Regions from separate parts of the Homo sapiens genome. Here region 1 is linked to region 2. A link is a contact called in ENCODE Hi-C or POLR2A ChIA-PET data. All regions are on one chromosome and are shown on one strand. Each heading gives the region's core, a stretch centred on a gene start or an enhancer-like site at or near the end of the contact. The rest is flanking DNA. Distances are from core to core; before and after follow the strand shown.

Evidence for each region. A loop is a pair of places that touch in the nucleus more often than their neighbours do. ChIA-PET counts read pairs that join two places held with the same protein, here RNA polymerase II (POLR2A). Pooled maps may share reads with other maps.
Region 1: a loop to region 2 is called in a pooled map, with 8 times the contacts of the local background. The contact joins the promoter of ZFAS1 here to the enhancer-like site in region 2. A Hi-C loop is called at or near these places in 5 of 50 pooled maps. POLR2A ChIA-PET finds 5 or more read pairs at or near these places in 7 of 52 experiments (CD8-positive, alpha-beta memory T cell, H1, MCF 10A and 4 more).

What each region holds. Positions count from the first base shown.
Region 1 is chr20:49,276,180-49,282,586 of GRCh38, forward strand. It overlaps ZFAS1 (ZNFX1 antisense RNA 1), which reads left to right and starts at 1,999. Exons shown (of 4, transcript NR_036658.2): 1 at 1,999-2,537; 2 at 2,925-3,029; 3 at 4,306-4,391. ZNFX1 (zinc finger NFX1-type containing 1) reads right to left here and starts at 1,878. Exons shown (of 14, transcript NM_021035.3): 1 at 1,842-1,878. It overlaps SNORD12C (small nucleolar RNA, C/D box 12C), which reads left to right and starts at 2,766; the gene lies at 2,766-2,844. It overlaps SNORD12B (small nucleolar RNA, C/D box 12B), which reads left to right and starts at 4,134; the gene lies at 4,134-4,236. It also overlaps SNORD12. RefSeq lists enhancers at 1,053-1,112, 1,454-1,954, 1,955-2,455, 2,213-2,507, 2,383-2,582 and silencers at 1,653-1,882, 1,933-2,292.
Region 2 is chr20:49,342,151-49,348,771 of GRCh38, forward strand. The region is part of intron 2 of LOC105372649 (a long non-coding RNA gene); the gene reads left to right. Among named protein-coding and RNA genes, the nearest start is that of SNORD12, 65 kb to the left of the region's middle. Within about 2 kb of position 3,626, at least 14 of the 41 ENCODE cell types and tissues checked have a DNase peak (open chromatin) inside an H3K27ac peak, as active enhancers do; they include PC-3 and PC-9, where a contact is called at or near this core.

The DNA.
Region 1 (6,407 bases), core at 749-3,248, 68 kb before region 2:
TTTGGTTTATGCCTTTAGCCAAGTTACTTAATCAGTTGCTAGGTTTCATTTTCCTTTCCTAAGAAGCAGACAATATTGTTGCCAGGACAAAAAGGAGTACATTTTTGTTAATCCAAAACCATGTGCTCACCACCTTATCTGGCATTTACATATCTGCCACTTATATAGTACCCAATAGCTTGCAGTACCCTACAGTTTATAAATAATTAGTGAGCAGTTATCCCCTTAGCCTACTCTTTGGAATGGAGCCAAATGATTAAGCTCTCTGCTCTACTGAATCAAGAGAAAGAAATTACATGTTTCAATAACCAGGAGGTTTGGCAACTACGAGGTGCTGTTTCCTCAGGACCAGCTAGAAATCTGATATTCTTTCTTCCTCCTCATTCTTCTACCTTGGTGATTTTTGACACTGGTCCTGTAAGAGGAAGAGGAAGCCCCTTTAAGGGAGCTTCTCAACCCAACTCATACACATGGTGTGGGCTGGGGCTAAGGAAAGAGTGGGTGACTCAGAGTCCTCAGCAAAGGGATTTTTGAGACTGTCTTCACTGAGTTCTAAAATATTCATAATTGGAAACTGTGACTACATTTGGCATTATATGAGGGGCAGCTTTTTTCCTCATCTGAAAAAGGAGTCTCTTTTCTTCCCCCTGGGAATATCTCTGGTGAGTCCCCTCCCTCATCTTATCAAACCCAGCCCTCCTGGCGCAGGCTCAGTATTTAGAGTTTGTTTGTTTATTTTCAATTCTCCGAGGGGAAAATTCCTTCTTCCCCTTGTTGAAAAATGCTAAAATAGAAACTCCAGAAAATTTAAAAGAAACGGAAGAAAAGAAAAAAAGATGTTAAAAAAAAGGCAAGGGAAGGAAGGGAGGAGTAGACATGAACAGGAAATGCTGGGATCGAAAACAGACTGAAGTGTTTTTTTTTGGTGGGGGGAATCAAGGCCTAAAGGGCACGAAGAAGAAAATCAGTGATGATCAAGCTGGCCTGGAGTCAGAATGAGAGGGGCTAGTCATCACCAGAGTGGGACGCAGGAGGCTGAGGTCGGAGGCAGAGCTGGGTTTGGGGGAAGTCTCCAGGGTCCTGGGGAATCCCTGACCCAGGGAGCCCACGGTCCCTAATGGAAATGTTATGGGGTCAGGGAGCGCCAAGGCTGTGAGGTGGCGGGGTTATGGGGGCCTTGGGGAGAGGGTGGTAGCGAGCACCAGGGGGTGCTTGCTGAGGACGGAGGCGGCGGGGTGGGGGCAGGGAGCAGGCTGAAGGGGGTGCCGAGGTGCTCTGTAGAAGAGGGGGATTGATAAGGTGACAGGAGGTGAGGCCGGAGGAATGAGGGGGGTGCGAGTGGCAGAAGGGAGGGCACAGACAGGGGTAGGGGCAGAGGAGATCGAAGTGCTGAGGGCAGAAGCGGTGACGGTGTCGGGGGTGCTGGGGAGAGCGACGGGCCAGCTGAGGGGATGGGGACACTAAAGAGAGTACAGGGGAGCCGAAGGGGCGACGGGGCGCTGAGATGGGCCAGGGGCTGAGTGGGTGACGGGGCGCTGAGTAGGCGATGGAGGTCTGGGGTCTGAGGGGGAGACGGGGCGCTGAGAGGCGCTCTGAGTGGGTGCTGATGCCGCTGGGGGCCAAAGAGGTGACAAGGCTCTGAGTGGGTGATGGGGGTCTGGGGATTGAGGGGGCGACGGGGCGCTGAGGGGCCAGGGGCTCTGAGCGGGTGACGGGTGCGTTGGGGGCTTGAGAGGGTGACAGGTCTTACGGGCAGAGGCAGTGGCGGGTCGGCGCGGGCGCCGGGGTTCGCGGCGAGGCAAGGAAGAATCAGGGGCAGGGGCAGTTGCGGGGCCACTCACCCGGCTCCGGCGCGTCCTTTCACTGCCGCCGGCGAGTGCTGGGGCTTCGGCCCAGGCAGGTCGGTGGCCCCGCCCGGCGCCGCGCACTTTCGGTTTCCGTTCCCCGCAGACCCTGGGCGGAGCCGGGCGGGCGGCCCAGAGGAGGAGAAGGAGGAGGCGGGGGCCCAGGGTGGAGAGCACGAGGGCCTGGCCCAGGCACGGCCGGCGCCTCCGCCCTCGAGGAGGGCGTCACCTCAGCTCCCCCCGGCGGCGGAGCCGGCGGGCTCAGGCGGGCGCGGCTGAGGGGAGCGGACCGCGGGGGGCGGGAGATGACTGCGCCCAAGGCCTTTGCGGGCCTCAGCCGGCCCCAGAGGAAGGGGAACCCGTCGAGCGGTTTGGTGCGTGTGAAGCGCGACATGGCGAGGAAGCGGACAAGCCCGGGTGGCCCGGCGTGTAGAGGGAAGGGGGCGGGGCTAGACGCGGCCTGGACAACTACTAGAGCGCCTCGGGCTGTGCTGCTCGAGACTACATTTCCCAGAGCGACGCGCGCGGAGCGGGCGGGAAAGAGAGCGTTTCGGGTCCAGTGCGCAGGTGCGAAAGCCATCTTTGGTTATATAAGGGAGGTTCAGGAAGCCATTCGTTCTTTCGCGTCTGCGGTGCCCGGAGTGTGGTACTTCTCCTAGTTGCAGTCAGGCTTCATACGCTATTGTCCTGCCCGTAAGTTCCCGTTTTGTGTGTGGTGAGTGGAAACTCCATGTTCTTCGTTGGAGACCTCTGGTCCTCCCTTCCCTTCTTTGTGCCGTCGTCTCTGCGGCCAGCCCTAATCTCCTTCTCGTGGCTTCTCCGTCTCTGACCCCAAATAGGCCTTAAGGGCGTGGGAGAAATGAGTTTCTGGAGCTGGAAAAGCCACTGCCTTCTGCACGGGCCTGAGAAGCCCTTGGCTGGTGTAAATGATGACTTCACTTTTTTCCCCATCAGATCGACAATGCTGACGTCTTATATTTTGCCAGTTAGTTCTGATACATCGGCCTCAAAAGGCCCGGCCTTGTTCGTTTCTGACCGTGGGAAGATGGCGGTTAACGCCCTTTATTTGTTGGTTCACAGGTTAGAGCAGCCAGCGGGTACAGAATGGATTTTGGAAGAGGGAGTCACCACTGGACCTCCAAGGAAGCCACGTGCAGACATCTACAACCTTCGATCTCCTGACGAGTAAGTCTTTGTCTCCTATGGGTCTACTGTAGAAAACACGTGCTTTGAGAAGCTTTAGTTTTCTAGGAAAACGTGGGATTTAACAAAGCACTTTCTATCGAGCATTTATTAGGTATTTAAAAAAGTGTTCTGACGGCCGGGCGCTGTGGCTGACGCCTGTAACCCCAGCACTTGGGGAGGCCAAGGCAGATGGGTCACCTGAGGTCAAGATTTGGAGACCAGCCTGGCCAACATGGTGAAACCCTGACTCTATTAAAAATACAGAAATTAGCTGGGCGTGGTGGTACGCGCCTGTAATCCCAGCAACTCACAAGGCTGAGGCAGGAGAATTGCCCGAACCCGGGCGGCGGAGGTTGTAGTGAGTTGAGATTGCGCCACTGCCCTACAGTCGGGGCAACAGAGCCAGACTCCGTCTCAAAAAAAAAAAAAAAAGAAAAACATGTTCTGAATGTTTTATTCTCACAGTTCAAATATTGGAACTAGGTTTCTGGTGAAGAAACAGGTTTAAGAGAAATGCCTGAAGTGAAAGAACCTTGTTAGTGAAGAGGCGTTTAACATTTTAATGCCACTTAAACATATTTTTGGATTCCATTCTTCCTGTGTGTTGGGGCGCTTAAATTTCCAAGTGGAGGGATGATTTATTGACATATTTTGGAAAGCCAAATGTGTTTTTCTGTTGAACTAGCCACTCAAACCAGTGCCCGACTACATAACTAATATTTTTGCTAGAGTCCAGGAGTGAGGCGTTTACAAAGTCTGGGCTTCATGGGAACACATGTGAAGCTTATTGTTCCAGATTGTTCTTTTGTCAGGTAACTTGTGGTAACTTGTGTTAAAATGCAATCTCTTGGTACTTGTTCACTTCCCAACTCAGTAAATGCCAACTACTTCCTCAACTCTTCCAGCCACACTGGCTTCTATCATGGGCCTGTACTCAGAGTGTAAGCACTGAAGACAGGGGTGTTTGGTTTGGCTACCAAGTTATTGCCAGCTACAGGATACAACACAGAAGTGCTCAAACACCGAATGCAAATTTGCAAATATGAAGCATACCAACCAAATCTTACTCCTCATGGCTTTCAAATCTTACTCCTCACTCAAGAACTTCCTGCTGGCATATATGATGACTTAGCTTTTTTCCCCGACAGATCGACTATGTTGATCTAACTTTTCTAAGCCAGTTTCTGTCTGATATGCCAGCTTGAGCAGCTCCTTTGTCCCAGCTCCCCTGGGCATCTAGCTGATGGGAGCTCATTTTTCTGTTTTTTCATTTCAGGTTTATTGTTGGCCAAAACCAGGCTTTGATTGAACCAGGATGAATGCGGGTGTTGGAAGTAGAATATATATATACATATAAAATTGGTAAGTGGTGCCAACACGTCTTCCCTGGCTGAGTAGACACAGGCTCTGGAGGGGGTAGTAGCTGCTTTTCAGTGTGGGTTTGTCACCCTACTTCTTGTACGACTCAAATGTGGCCTTTGCAGCTGATGATACAGCTTCTTTCCCCATCAGATCGACCCTGTTGATCTCTACACTATTGGCCAGTTTTGTCTGATGCATTGGCCCCAGTAATAACTCCTATCTTTGTTTTCTGCTTATCTTTATCAGAGACTATTGCTTGTTCATGGGAACTGGGCTTTCTCTATTTTTTCCAGCATTCAGATGGCTTCTTTTGACCTGTTAACTTTCTATAGGTTGGGAGCCACGTGTACCAGTGTGTGTTGATCTTGGCTTGATTCAGTCTGCCTTGTAACAGGTGAGGTTTCTGCTTTCTATCTGCCAAACCCCACCGCAAAATTTGTCCAACTGGGCCTAACCTCAGGACCCATTTCCAAGTTGGGTATAAAACTGGGAGAATAAGTCATTAGGACTGACATTGGCCTGTTGGTATTACTAGGTCTTTGTTGGAAATAAGAGCTTGGAGTTCCAAAGAAAACGAGCACTTGAACAAAAGATTTCTCAGCAAGGCAAATTTACTTCTGCCGTAGGGTGCTGCTGCTGGCATTCCTGGCAAGAGCACACCTAACAAAAGAGAGAAAGGGTTTTTATTCCTAACAAGTAGTCCCTGCTTCTGTGTCCTATCCCCATTGGCTGGAGTCGACAGCGCAATCTAAACTAGTCCTGATTGGCTATTTTAAACAGGAGGCATGTGGGTTACAGCTGTGGGAAGGGCAGGAAACTTGTTTACAGAGCTGGTTGCTAGGAGTGAGGGGGACTTTTCCAAATAGGGAACAGGTTACAGGTTGAGATTGGCCGGAGAAGTTGTTTATAGAACGGGTAACTCGGAGCAGGAAGGTATGAGGAAGTTGACCTTAAGAACAAAGAACAAGGAAGTTAAAACTTTGAAGAGAAATCCATTGTATCTAACGATTTCCCCCTTTTGATTTTTATAATTATTTCTCTTCAGACTTGTTTTAGCGTGTCTTGATTTTGTTCCTCTTGGTCCTCTGAAATTAGAAGCTTAACTGAATGATGCGAGGGAGGATTGAGGAAGATTTTGGTGGGTGAGAGCTGTTAAAATAAGCTTTTGTATTAATCCTCAGATACAGGGTATGATACAGCATCCTACAAGAATGAGCAAACCTATTCTGATGGCAGGAGATTGAGGACGTAAGTCCTTTCCATTTGCGGAACTATTTTTCCATTAAAATCGTGAAGGGGTCATTTATTCCAGAATTTCTAGCTAGCTCATTGGATAAAGCAGTAAGTCCTTGGGCCTTTGTTATGGTTCCATCGGGAGCAGTATTATTAGGGATGAAAGTACAACACTGGGTTCCAATCATGACACAAACTACACCTTTCTCCGCTAGTATCATGTCTAATGCTATTGTATTTTCTCAGGCCGTTTGACTGGTGGGCCCTAATTGTTAAACTGTTCCCTTAATAGCATCCCTAGTATAATTAATGAATCGTTGCTGGGTTACATTTTTTGTGTTTTTTTTGAGATGGAGTCTCACTCTGTCGCCCAGGCTGGAGTGCAATGGTGCAATGGTTCACTGCAACTTCCACCTCCTGGGTTCAACCTACTCTCCTTCAGCCTCCTGAGTAGCTGGGGGCTGTCACCATGTTGGTCAGGCTGGTCTCAAACTCCTGATCTTGTGATCCACCCGCCTCAGCCTCCTAACATGCTGGGATTACAGGCGTGTGCCACCACTCCCGGCCCAATCTACATTTTTATTTAGAGTTGACCACCAGAACAACATGGATTCAAACTTGCAGCTATTTGATTTTGGGCCTTAAATCTATCTGGCACTCCTCGTGGGATTCCAATGGCATCTATATAAACATGAGAGTCACGAGGGACATCCATTGTTTTATGATGTTCTGTTTTTATGTATGTTTTCTGGATGAAATACCAGGGTGAAAGGGAGATAGCCA
Region 2 (6,621 bases), core at 2,376-4,875:
CGTGGGCACCTGTAATCTCAGCTACTTGGGAGGCTGAGGCAGAGAATTGCTTGAAACCCGGGAGATGGAGTTGCAGTGAGCCGAGATGGCACCACCACTGCGCTCCAGCCTGGGTGACAGCATGAGACTCTGTCTCAAAAAAAAAAAAAAAAAAAAAAAAGACAATCAGAAAAATAAATACAATGGAAACCAGAGAAGTCCACTGTTGCCTGCTCAAGATGCTGAGCATGAAGCCTGTTCTCCTGATTCAGACAAGAAACCAGCCAGTGTGGAGTGATAGGAAGAACACACTCATAGCCAATGGAGACTTGCTCCTTGACAAATTAGAAAAATTATACTGGAATCTTGGCACTTTGGGAGGCCTAGGTGGGAGGATTGCTTAAGCCCAGGAGTTTGAGACCAGCCTGGGCAAAATGGCAAAACCCCATCTCTAAAAAAAAAAAAAAAGATACAAAAATTAGCTGGGTGTGGTAGTGGGTGCCTGTAGTCTCAGCTACTCAGGGGGTTGAGGTGGGAGGATCACCTGAGCCTGCGAGGCAGAGGTTGCAGTGAGCCGAGATCGGGCCACTGCACTCCAGCCTGAGCAACAGAGGGAAACCCTGTCTCAAAATAAATTAAAAAAAAAAAAAAGGCTTAAAAGGAGGCTAATTTTTTTCCTTTAGGAGTCAGTTGTTATAAACATTTTTAACAGTGAATTCACATACCATGCCATTCACCCATTTAAAGTGTACAGTTCAATTCTTTTCAGTATATAGAAAAAATTGTACAACCATCACCACAGTCCAATTTAGAGCATTTTTATCCTCCTCTGAAAGAAACCCTGTACTCGTTAGCAGCCTCTCCTTCCTCCGACCCCTCTAGCCCTCAGCAATCACTAATCTTTTTCTGTCTTTATGGATTTGCCTATTCCGGACATTTCATATAAATGGAATCACACAATATGTGGTCTTTCGTGACTAGCTGCTTTCACTTGGCAGAATGTTTTCAAGGTTCTCCCATCTTGTAGCCTGGATCAGTACTGGAGTCAGTTATTTAATGCTACATCCTGGGTTCGGGTAAAACGACCTAAAATGTGAGTCCCCCGCTTCAGGAAGCGCCGCTGTAATGAATAAAGAACCTTTTGGGGGAATCATAGCTCAATCTCTTCCTGGTTCTAAGCGGGCAGGTTCAGGCTTCCCTGCGGTGGGGTTGGAGCAGGAGGTTTATCTTTCAGCTGTCCTTGGGACTGGGCAGGAACTTGTTCAAATGTTACTGCTACTCTATCCTCCTTCCTAAATCAGGACTCTGGACGCTCCTGGGAATCACTGTCTGTTGCTGCTCTCTGGGAGTGTGAATGAATCACTGGGTGAGAATGTCAGTAGCACCTGTGTGTGCTGGTCTGGGGCGAGAATCCTGGGCCAAGGGGCAGCGGAGGGGAGAAAGAAGCAGATGGCCACGAGGCCAGCAAGGGGCTGTCCGACTCGTACCCCACAGCCAGCATTCCCTGCCTCTACCCGTACACTTGTTTTGGCTGCAGGAAGCTGTTTTAGGTGGAAATCATTTGATGTGTGTAGGTGCTGTCTTCCCAAACACACCGTGCTCGACAATTGCCCCAGCTCTGCAGGATAGACTTTTTGTAGCTCTTGGTAGCTACCCATTTTTTCAGCCTCTAAATAGTGGTGGTGCCTGTTTTAATCCTCTCATGGATCGTGTAAAGTAGGTGATCTTTTCCCCATTCACAGATGGGAAACTGAGCTTCAGGATAGTCACATGACTTGTCCAAGTTCTCATGATTAGGAAACGTTGGAGCTGGGCTTTGAACTGGACTGCAAAGCTTGTGCTCTTGACGAAATAGGAAGGCAGAGGCTGTGGTGGGGAGCAGCTTGGTTATGGGTACCCAGAAGGCAGAGCCGTTTCTTGCGTACCATAAAATGGGACATTTACCTTGGGTACTCCCTTTGGAGTGTGTTGCTGGAACTTGTGCAGGGACTTAGGGAATCTTCTGGGGAAGAGGCCAGCAATGTGTTGGGGATGGAGACGAGGAGCACTCAGTGTTATGTTTTGGAGCCTTGTCCTACACCTGAGGACCTCCAAGTCTATCAGTCAAGGCCCTTTGGGAAATGAGTGAAAGAACTCAACCAGCTCGAGCAAGGATAATTTATTGACTCATGTAAAGAAAATATCCAGGATAAGACTGCCTTCAGGTATGGCTGGATCCAGGGGTTTAAAGGTTGAAGCCACTGCCTCACTTTCTTTTGGCCTTGCTCTCCTCTCTGTTGACTTTGTGCTTAGGTAGGCATCCTGTGGTGGCACTAATGGCTGCCAGCAGCTCTAGGCTTTCTTCCTCCCCATTCTGCATCACAAAGCTGAAGACAGCATCTCACTTCCAATGGTCTCAGTCTCAGCTACAGGTCTGGGGTTGCTGCTTATTGACCAGGCTCATCTCACACCCCTGGTTCATATTCCTGAATCAATGGGTGGGGGGAGGGTGGGGGAATGCACTGTTTTGATTGGCCGGTGCTGGGTCAGGTGCATATCCTTGGAAGTGGAGGCATGGTCAGTCCTACTTGAACCACGTGAACCAAGAAGGAAAACTCGGGACCCTTGTATCAGAAGCAATGGGAATGGATGCTGGGAATGTTTCAGGCCACAGACATCCTCCTCGTGGGTGGCAGAGAAGCCACCATTCATCTCTGTGGCTTTGCTGCCAACTTGCCATGGGACCTTGAGCAAGCCACTTCCCTTCTCTGAGCCTCAGTTTCCTCATCTGAACAGCGATGATCTTTAAGGGCCCATACAGCCCTGAACTTTTGAGGCCAACAGGGTTTGTCTAGCCAACAGCCTGGCATCCTAGCTTGACAGGTCCAAGCTAAGGCTTAGGAATGCATGGCCTTCAGAAACCCTGGGGTCGAACCTGGGGCTGGGCGCCTGGCCTCTTGTTCTTGCCCATCCTGGCAGGGTACAGCCTGTGATGTGGGAGGGAAGGGTTCTGAGGAGGTTTCTTTGCACATCCCCAGCATTCTCCGTCTATAATTGGCTCCAAATGAAATGATCTCATCCCTGAACACTGAGGAAGAAAGGGTGGGGGTGAAGCTGCTCGCTGGCAGCATCTGACATAGTTTATGACTAACCCGCTTCCCTCCCGAGGCAGGGAGAGACGGTCCGCTCTCTCGAAGACAATGTACAATTTTGAAAAAAAAAATAAAAAAGTCTTGGTAAATAGATTGAGGAGGCTCCAGCCTCCTGGGCTTTTGGGAGGCCCAAGGCATTTTTCCCCTCTGCCCAAACCAGGTATCTTTTGCCCATTGCTCACAAGTCAACGTGACCCGTGCTATTACCATTCCCCAAACTTTTCACGTCAAACCCTGGCCGGGAAGGTGGTCAATGTAGCCAGTCCATCAAGCGATTTGTCCCATATGGATTCTCAATTGAGTTTTGTGGCCGGCTGGAGCTTGTTTAAATGCCCATACATTAATTTTGAAAGATGAGCTCCTAATCAACTTTTAAAAAGCTTGTCACAGCACCATCTGTTTGGCGTTTGTCACTATTGCATTACATAAGAGGAAAGACATTTTTAAAGAATGCGGCTACATTTAGTAATTGGATCGCCGGAGAGAAGCCAAACCGGGGCGGATGGCACCGTGATTCAGAAATGCCACGGGCCCTTCTCCGGGGTGTGGCGGCCTCCCCAAATTCCACGCGGTCTTGGCAGAGACCTGAGTGCAGCCCAGCTTGGGAGACAGGCTTGGGGTGGCTTCTTTTCCTCTTGCCTTGGTCTTCCTCTTATTTTTTCCATTTGTTCTCCCTCACCCCTTGCTACCCCAGTATTAGCAGTGACCAAGTGGCTTTACTTCCCTGAGTCCCAATTTCCTCATCTGGAAAATGGGATTCACAAGAGCACCATCTTGTGAGGTTTAAATGCATTAATGCCTACGGTGCCTGGCACGTGGTGAGTGCTTTATAAAGTGTTGCTATTTTATAAAGCTATGTCTGATGCATAGTAGGTGCCAACACATGTTCATTTTCCTTCCTTTTTCCCTTCCCTTTATTTATTTATTTATTTAGAGACAGGGTCTTGCTCTGTTGCCTAGGCTGGAGCACAGTGGTGCAATCTCAGCTCACTGCGGCCTTCACCTCCCAGGTTCAAGCAATTCTCCCACTTCAGCTCCCTGAGTAGCTGGAACTACAGGCATGCACCACCACACCTGACTAATTTTTTGTATTTTTTTTGGTAGAGACGGGGTTTCACCATGTTGGCCAGGCTGGTCTGGAACTCCTGACCTCAAGTGATCCATCAGCCTTGGCTTCCCAAAGTGCTGGGATTACAGGCGTGGGCCACCGTGCCCGGCCCCTTCCTTCCATTTAATTCAACAAGTTCTTAGGAAGTGCCCACGTTTGAGGCAGAGCTGGCATCATGCACATGCACAGCCATTTGCACAGGGCCCCACACTCACAAGAATGCTGAGCTTGGTTTAGCGTTCTGCTGTCGCTGGCTTGACATTCTTAATTTTTGAACAAGGGGCCCTGCATTTTCATTTTGTACTGGACCCCACAAATTATGCAGCTGGTCTCATCTGGAGGTCTAGAATGATGCTATGTCTTATTTGACCGTCTGATATTTAAAATAACAATAGAGTCAACGTTTTAAAATCAGGAGAGTTCACACAACAGTCTGGCTTATTTTAGAAAATTAGAACATCTTGCCACTGTGAGTCTGCATTCCCACACACTGCCACATGGGCTGGAGCTGGAGTCCTCTATACAGGCCACATCCGCCACTGTCCCCACCACTCCTGGAGGCTTTGGACTGAGTCTCTTTGCTCATTTATAGAGCTTCCAGCATGGTAGCTGGGATCATGGGCTTTGCAGCCAGGTATGTGTTCAGCTTTTCTGTTAATCATCACAGTAACCTCTCTCTTAGGGTAGTAAGGATTAAACTAGTTAATATAGGCAAAGCATCTGGAATATGTTGCACTGTTATTGCTACTGTTCTGCTTTATCCTGGTGCAGAAGCTCAGACCCCCAGTCTGAGGGCTGCCCCTCCGGGAGCTGGAAGCTGCGCCTGTGGCAGCTGGCTATGAAAGCGTCTCTTTCTGCTGTCCCACACAGCAGCCGTTGTCAATGTCCACTTTCTCTCCCTCCACCTGCAGCACCAGAGTTCACACCTTGGGCCCGCCCTCCTAGCATTATTTTGAGAAAAGGGCCTTCTGTCCTGTAAATAGGCTGAGTCATCCCTGCCTCAGGGCCTTTGCACACGCTGCACTTGCTTCCTAGAATACTTCTTTTCCCATCGCTTTGCTTGGCCATCTTCTCCTTTTGGTCTAGCTCAAATGGTACTTCCTCAGGGAGGCTTTTCCTGATCGCCTAAGAAAAGTAGCCCTGTTTTCTTTCCCCTGTCATACACATTCGCCTATATTATTTTCTTCCCAGAACTGGTTTGTTGTGTATCTCCCAGAGGACCAGGTCTGCCTTGGTCACTGTGATATCCCTAGCACTTAGGCCATTGCCTGGCACATGGTAGATGTTTGATAATTATTTATTGAATGAATGAAGGAAGGAAGAAAAGAATTCATCAACTCCTCATGACCACCCTGTAAAGCAGGGACAAGAGACCTGAGTCATGGAGAAGAGAAGGGACTCCTCAAGGTCGCACAGCCCAGAAGGGGCAGAAAGGGTGATGAGGACCTAGGTTTTCTGCTTCTACACCCCCTGTCCCCTCAACCCCCCAGGTGGGAAGCAGCAGAGACATTTGGATCTTTGGCTCGACCAGCCACCAAGAACGGGTCAAGTGTGCAGCAAGGCCCAGAGCACAGCGTCTGAGGGTGGTGAGAGCGATTCACCCAGGCAGCCAGGAGGCGAGACTGTTTACAGGGGCTAGCGGCTGTCGCCATGACAACCGGACAGCCTACAGCTTCCTGCGTCACCAGGGACGCAGGTTTGCTCTTGGCTGGGAAGCAGTGGGGACAATGGAGTGGGGGCTGGGAAATGGGGGGACCCTAAACACTCAGTCTTGGGGGGAGGCAGTTCTCATTTCTGGTTTTTTTTTTTTTTTTGAGATGGAGTCTCGCTCTGTCGCCCAAGCTGGAGTGCAGTGGTGCGATCTCGACTCACTGCAACCTCTGCCTCCCGGGTTCAAGTGATTCTCCTGCCTCAGCCTCCTGAGTAGCTGGGATTACAGGCGTGTGCTACCATGCCCGGCTAATTTTTGTAGTTGTAGTAGAGATGGGGTTTCACCATGTTGCCCAGGCTGGTCTGGAACTCTTGACCTCAAGTGATCTGACTAACTCAGCCTCCCAAAGTGCTGGGATTACAGGTATTAGCCACCATGCCCGGCTGGGAGTTCTCATTTCTGAGAGTTGCTTGAAGGCTGGGAGGGCCTGGTGATGCTACCTAAGTGTGTGTGTGTGTGTGTGTGTGTGTGTGTGTGTGTGTGTGTGTGTAGTGTCTGGGCTGTGTGGAGCCAAGCTGCCTGGGTCTGAATCTCAGCTTTGCCTCTTCTGTGCCGTGGCATTTTGGGCAAGTGAGTTAATCTCTCGGTGCCTTAGTTCCCTCTAATGTAAAATAAGGTGGACAGTAGTACCTCATAGGACTGTTATGAGGATTAAATGAGATAATAGTCTCACGGCACTTACAATGCACCTT